2 separate regions of the Mus musculus genome follow, and region 2 is linked to region 1. A link is a contact called in ENCODE Hi-C data. All regions are on one chromosome and are shown on one strand. The core of a region is the stretch at or near the end of the contact, and the rest is flanking DNA. Distances in the headings are between cores, read along the strand shown. Region 1 holds the start of Osr2 (odd-skipped related 2). Region 2 overlaps Rgs22 (regulator of G-protein signalling 22).

The links. Hi-C counts contacts between places; a loop is a spot of excess contacts on that map.
Region 2: a map of heart shows a loop between it and region 1 (1.9-fold over the local background). The contact joins the enhancer-like site here to the promoter of Osr2 in region 1. A Hi-C loop is called at or near these places in 2 of 37 maps with a recorded cell type or tissue (T-helper 17 cell and heart).

The regions. Positions count from the first base shown.
Region 1 is chr15:35,294,449-35,297,545 of GRCm38, reverse strand. It overlaps Osr2 (odd-skipped related 2), which reads right to left and starts at 1,448. Exons shown (of 4, transcript NM_001368665.1): 1 at 1,079-1,448. It overlaps Gm52178 (a long non-coding RNA gene), which reads left to right and starts at 1,512. Exons shown (of 3, transcript XR_003951500.1): 1 at 1,512-2,738.
Region 2 is chr15:36,078,177-36,081,273 of GRCm38, reverse strand. Rgs22 (regulator of G-protein signalling 22) reads left to right here. Exons shown (of 28, transcript NM_001195748.1): 14 at 356-457. Among named protein-coding and RNA genes, the nearest start is that of Rgs22, 61 kb to the left of the region's middle. Within about 2 kb of position 1,418, at least 1 of the 3 ENCODE cell types and tissues checked has a DNase peak (open chromatin) inside an H3K27ac peak, as active enhancers do; it is heart, where a contact is called at or near this core.

The DNA.
Region 1 (3,097 bases), core at 199-2,698:
ACATTGAATAATAATAATAATAATAATAATATCGTTCGGCGTTATCTGCTAGACCCTGTGTATGGGCTTCTGAGTAAAATGACAGATGGATGAATGGTTATGTTCGCTGATTTTCAGTTCAAACACAGCAGAACTGTGTAAAAGCCAGAGAGCTATAGTAGAAAGAGATCTACGATCATGGTGGGGGAGGAGAATTTGGTCAAGTGGGGGGGGGGCACGAAGTTTCTGCCCCTTCCCCGTGCCTCTGCCTTCCCGAAGAGTTAATTAAATTAAGGCGCCCTCCGCATAAACTGGGTTTGTCTCCGCTCCCTCCCTCTCCATTTCATTTTCTTGTTCTGTTCAAGACTGGAATTTGTGGAGCAGAGAAAGTTGCTGTCTGCACCCAGTTTCGCTTCGAAAGCAGTCAGAACTCTTTTGTTCTCTGCTCACAGGTGGGGAGACCGATCCAGCGTTGCTGCCTCCACAAACACCTTGTCCTGCCTCCTTCCTACAACCGCGACTCCATTCCGAGCTATTTCTCGACAACCCAAGCGTCTCAGCTCCTGAGAAGCTTGCCTGTTGGCCTCTGGGCGAAGACCGGAGCAGGAGGAAAAGCAAGAGGCCAGTACACGGTTGGAAAAAATAATCACCCATGACTGGACTATTCCCCTGTGAAATGCGCCTTCGGAGTCGCTGGCTTGATTGCACCGTGTGTCCCGGCCCTTCCGTGCTGAGTGCCGGAGCTGCAGTAGGAGGAAGCGTGGATCCCGCTTTCTAGAGCAGGGGAGCAATATCACGGGGTGATGGGATCTGGCCACAAAGTACGATGATCGGCCTTTATAAATCTTGCCGAATGCGTAAATCTACCAAAACCAAACTAAGGGACAGCGCACAAAAGTACAACTGAGTGTATTAGCTGGGAGTCGCGTGCAGGGACCGGAGGAGGCCAGAACACGAGGCCCGGGACTAGGGTCCGCACGGCTGCCTTTCATTTTCTGAACTTGTAGCGCTCCAGACTGAGAACCTGGGCGCCCCTTGAGCACCCACATCCCTCCCTTCCTTTGGAAGGCTACAGCCTGGCCCTGGAAAGGACACTCACCGCCAGAACCGATGTCTGCCTGGGCAGCGCGGTTCAGACTAGGTCCGGACAGCAGGACGCACAGCTTGGAAAGGTCATGAGGTCCAAACTGGGAGAACTTCTTTTTCGGCGCGTTGTCCCGGGAACCGAGAACATGATCTGGGGGAGCGAAAGCGACAGCGGTAATTGGTCTTCGGCAGTCCGTGGAAGCGGGATGTGTAAAGAGCGAGCGTGTTGGGATGAGTGCTCAGAGCTCGCCCAGATCCCGGTGCCTGGGCCAGTTTCTGACCGCGGACTGCGGGTAAAGTCGGAGCCCGCAGCCCTGCAGGGCCATCACCCTCCGGCTGCGAGCGCGCTGAGCTCCGTCCCAGCCCGCGTCCCGCCCCAGGCTGCCCCTGGCCCGGAGTCCAAGGCTTTAGTAGCGGCCCCGCCTCCCCTCGCGGCGGGCGTCCTGCAGAGGAGCAAGGCTGCAGCGCCCAGGCTCCGCCTCCAAGCCCGGCGCCCGCTAATGGTCCACTCTGTTTACTTGTGTTTGGATAGCAACTGAGTCTTAAAGGCGCAGGTTTGCTTGAGGTTTTCCCAGTTAACCCAGACACAGAGCCCAAGGTGACTCAATTCAAACCTCACACAAAGACAACGCCCATCCCCTCTTTTTGGATGACACTTTCCTCACACCGATAGAAGTCCGACTACTGGATCTTTGCTCCCCCAAGCCCGCAGAGAAGTCCAAAGGGCATTTCGTACTTTTACTCGGTTAGCTGTCGCGTCATTTTACACATCTTAACACTTTTAATATGATCATCTGCTTCAAAGGGCCAAAGCTATCAGTTTTAGATTTTGTTTTCCAGCATATACCGCCCTTCCTCCTATGTAAAACAGTTCTGCCCATACTTTTGGTCAATTGTGACTATGTGTGTAGTCTGGTTTCCTCCCTGTTTTCAAAACGAAGTTTGTTTATGAAGGTGACAATTGACTAATTTCATAATTAGTGCAGAGACATCTGGATGTTCCGGGAGAAATTTCTTTCAATATCTAAGCTTTAATCAGCTAATGTACATTTCATAAGCAGTTAACCAACTTAGGCAAAGGAGTGGGCATCTGCAATCCATTGGCAAACAATAACCTGCCCATCTGGAATGGGTGAAGAACAATCTTTTTTAAATTTTAGGAAAAAACTATTCCAGTGCCTCAAAACGTGCATTATCTTCATTCTCAGCAAAAATTGAGTTCATTGTTCAGCCGCCAGGAAAATTGATTGAATTTGACATGTACTGTTAGGTTTCTTAGTTCTCCTAAAGGTTTAGTTTTGTGAGCGTGTAAATGAGAGGGTATTACAGTCCCTCTGGAAAAGGATGTCAGGGAACGATAAGATCCACTTGAAGCAACTTCTTTTCAGACGCAACGCGCCGCCGGAACAGAACTAAGCAAACTGTCCCTCGTCCCAAACCACTTGAGGACACTTTAGCTGGTGCTTGCAGAACCATAGATCTTTTAAAGGAACTGTACAATTCAAACGTGTTTCACCAAAAGATGCTTTTCGGTCGCCCCCTCAAAGGACAATTACAATAACCTCAACTATGTGAGGAGATGGATAGGTGTAAGCAGAAAGCTACGAGCCGAGCCGAATCGTCAAAGACCAAGCAGGAAGGCAGGCAGACACTACGGAAACGATCCCATTAAGGTAAAAGCCTTTTGTTTTATTTTTGTCAAGGTGAATATTAATTTTCGTTTCTTTGGTAAAACGTAATTCAGGACTAGCAGGCCATCTTCACCAATTGTAGGTTCGCAAGGATTAGGAAGTGAGCCTGGGACAGAGACTGGAGTGTTCAGTATCCTGTAGTGCTTAACTACTTCAGAATAAATTTGATGGACGCAGGAGAACGCCTAGGAAGAGTTGGGGGTTTAAAAAACCGTTTCTCGAGTGAGTTCCATAGGGTGCTTTCATTTTAGCGCTTGGTCTTGAGCCTCAGCTCCCAGGATGCCTGCGGTTCCCTCTTTCCAACCACCTCATTCCTTCGAACAGCCTTTCTCAATTTAGAG
Region 2 (3,097 bases), core at 169-2,668, 780 kb before region 1:
TACTCATATGTTGATATATCAGAATGCCCTCAGATTTGCTTTCATGCCACAAATGTGTGCTCTTTACATTTCAACTAGAACCCTTGCAATTTTTGTATCCATTACTATTTTTAAGCATTTACTACTTTAATGATCAACTCTATGGGATGCTCGCATGTAAGACTACAACATTCTATTGACCACAGCAGTAAATAGTATTGTACATTGCCAGTTTGTGATGAAAGGTTGAGAGCAGCTTAAGTTGGAGCTGATTTGTGGTAGCAGCAAGGAAATGAGCGCTTTTGTCCAGTGAGGTACAGCTCTGCGGGCCTCTCTAACCGGGTGGTGATCTCTGTCCTTCTCCGTCCGTCTGCAGCTGTGGAAGCACAGTGTGTACTTTTGGTTTGACCTCCAGGCTTATCATCAGCTGTTCTACCAAGAAACACTTCAACCTTTCAAAGTATGCAAGCAAGCCCAAGTAAGTAGCAGATAACACTGCTCTGTGCAAAGCTGTAAGTGCACTGGAAAATGGAAATTGTGTTCAGCCCCAGACAAGAGGGAGCTGGGGTGGAAGGCATCGTCATATCATTGCCCCAGGAATCCTTTGTTTAAATGTTAGCAGAGTATATTGATTTATAATCTGATTTGTGAGTTTTCCATTTTGAATATTTGATTTGGTTTGTTTTCTTTTCTTTTCCTGTCAATGACTTGTTCTACGAATAAAGAATGCCCCCATCTCTTTCCCCACTCCTTTGGGGGTTGCCTGTAGGGATCGAGAAGAACCCTGGGAGTGGCTGCAGTGAGCCACTGCAGCGAGCAAGAGCCCTAGTTCTGACCAGGGCTCCCCGAGCTTCCTGAAGATGTCTGCCTTCAGATGTGCCAGGCTGCTTGCTGGCAGGTCGCTGTGCAAGCGCAGGTCCCACGTAGGTGCCTGGGCTTCCATGCTAACATGCCATATGGGACAGCACTCAGAGGGTGGAGGAGAAAGCATTTTAGACCACCCTGAAGCAAAATAGGGAAGGAAGAAGAACAACAACCTAGAGGAGGAGGAACAGAGGGTCCTCTGCGGTTAGGGACAGAGAGCAGGGCCTCTTTTCAGGGAGGGGGCAGGCGGTAGAGATGAGAACAGTTATGACTCCAGCTGACTTTTGGGGGTTTTATTCTTAGGTTTTTTATAGATCTTTTATGGAGAGAGGTCTCCAAGACTAGACAACTATGAACTGCTTCTCTATCTGTTGATCACTCAGTGATTCTTATAACCCCAAATAACCCATCACAGAGGATCCTACCCCCAGATGCTGCTCAGAGAATTAGTTTCATCACATTATTATTTTATAATCCTGCTCAGGACACCAGAGTGTACTGCTGCGTGTCTGGCTGTTCCCCCCACTCTCCACTCCAGCATGAGTAACTGCTTTGTAACTCAGTGACAGCTTGGTACTTTGTGCCGTGAGAATAAGGACTCTGGCTCTTCCATAGCCCAGATGTCTCTATGCAATCATGAAGTGAATCTCTAGTTTTCTGAGACCACACAGTTGTGCTTGTTAACCCATTACCTGTAACTCTGTTTACCCTCCTCCCCTAGCCTACTGTCCCTACCATCTGTCATTTTCATTATGTTTTCACTACTCAAAGAACACTCCTCCAAAAATCTTCAGCTGCTCAGTGAAGTGGGATTTTGTGTGTGTGTGAGTGAGTGTGTGTGTGTTAATAATCAACCAGATTTCCATATACATATGAATGAGAGTTTATTGGGCTTTGTAAGCTCACCACTTTTTAGCAATGCTGTCATTCAGCTAACTGCATGGCTCAGAAACTGGACATCTGGATCACTGCAGTTAGTTAGAAATGGGTTGTCTATTTGAGGATTGCCAAGTCCTGGAAGTTTTCTCCCAAGATCTGCTTCTGGGGAGTCAAGGCAGGAATGGGAGCAGCAGATCCATGTAGAACACTCTGCTTTAGGAATGAATGGTGAGAAACAGGAGGAGCAAATCCATGCGATTTTAGAATGTGTCTTAATCTAGCTCCGGGAGTTACTTTATGTTTTTATTTTTGGTAGAAAGAATAAACTGTCTCAACTAGTTTGAGTTGTACTACCCAAAGATTTTGTTACTCTTAGTAGAGAAATTGTCTATGATATCATGGTATTATCGATTTATTTCACAGTATAAAAATCACTCATTTAATAACAATATAAGTATTGTATGGCTTTTTTTCAAAAATTTACTTATGATATAGATCTTTGAAATAATAATGCCACCAAGGGAATCTATTCATGTGGCACTCCATGCTAACTGTACTATGGACCTGGTTTTACATCATTTTTATGTGTTTGCATTAGTCAAGACACTAGAAGTTGATGCCAAAGGACCTACATGATTTCCTGTATACATAGTTTTATTCTCCCAAGTAATAGTATAGGGTAGTAAAGTAGACAGAGGTGAGTTAACAGTAAGCATTTAGCATGACTCATGAGCCCAAGAGTTTGAACTGGTGTCTAGGGCATACCTTGAAGATTTCCCTACAGGGCTTCAAGAGAACATAGTGAACAGTCAGAAACCAATGGTGCGATTGACATTGTATAGATACAGTCCCTGCCTCTGGGACCACACAGCACTGATAGGTTTGGAGACCAGCTTCTGCACCTTTCTTCACACTGGATGCTTGTTTTAGTGAGAGGACTAACAATGAGCTGCCTCTTAAATCTTTCTAAGAAACTTCATGTGGCAATAAAAGCTGCAAAATTACAAACATATGTGTTAGATTCATATTAGATATTTTTATAAATATACATGCATGTTTACTGGTCTAGAGTTGGTGGAATCTAGGAAAGGGGAGATGGTAGAGAAGGCAGACTAAAGTCTCATACAATAACCAAGTTTATTTAGAGCATCAGACAGTTTATACTCTGAGGGTTAAGAAGAGTCACCCGAGTAAAGTGTGTAATCACAAGGACAAGACACACGTGGGGGAAACATGTTTTTCCACAGAGGCATATAAACAAATACAATATCCAGTCATAATGAATAATCTGTAGTAAACTCACGCCTATCTGCTACACTGGGAGGGGCACAGAAGCATAATCCAAGAACAATTCCATGTTTTTGAAGAAATTGAG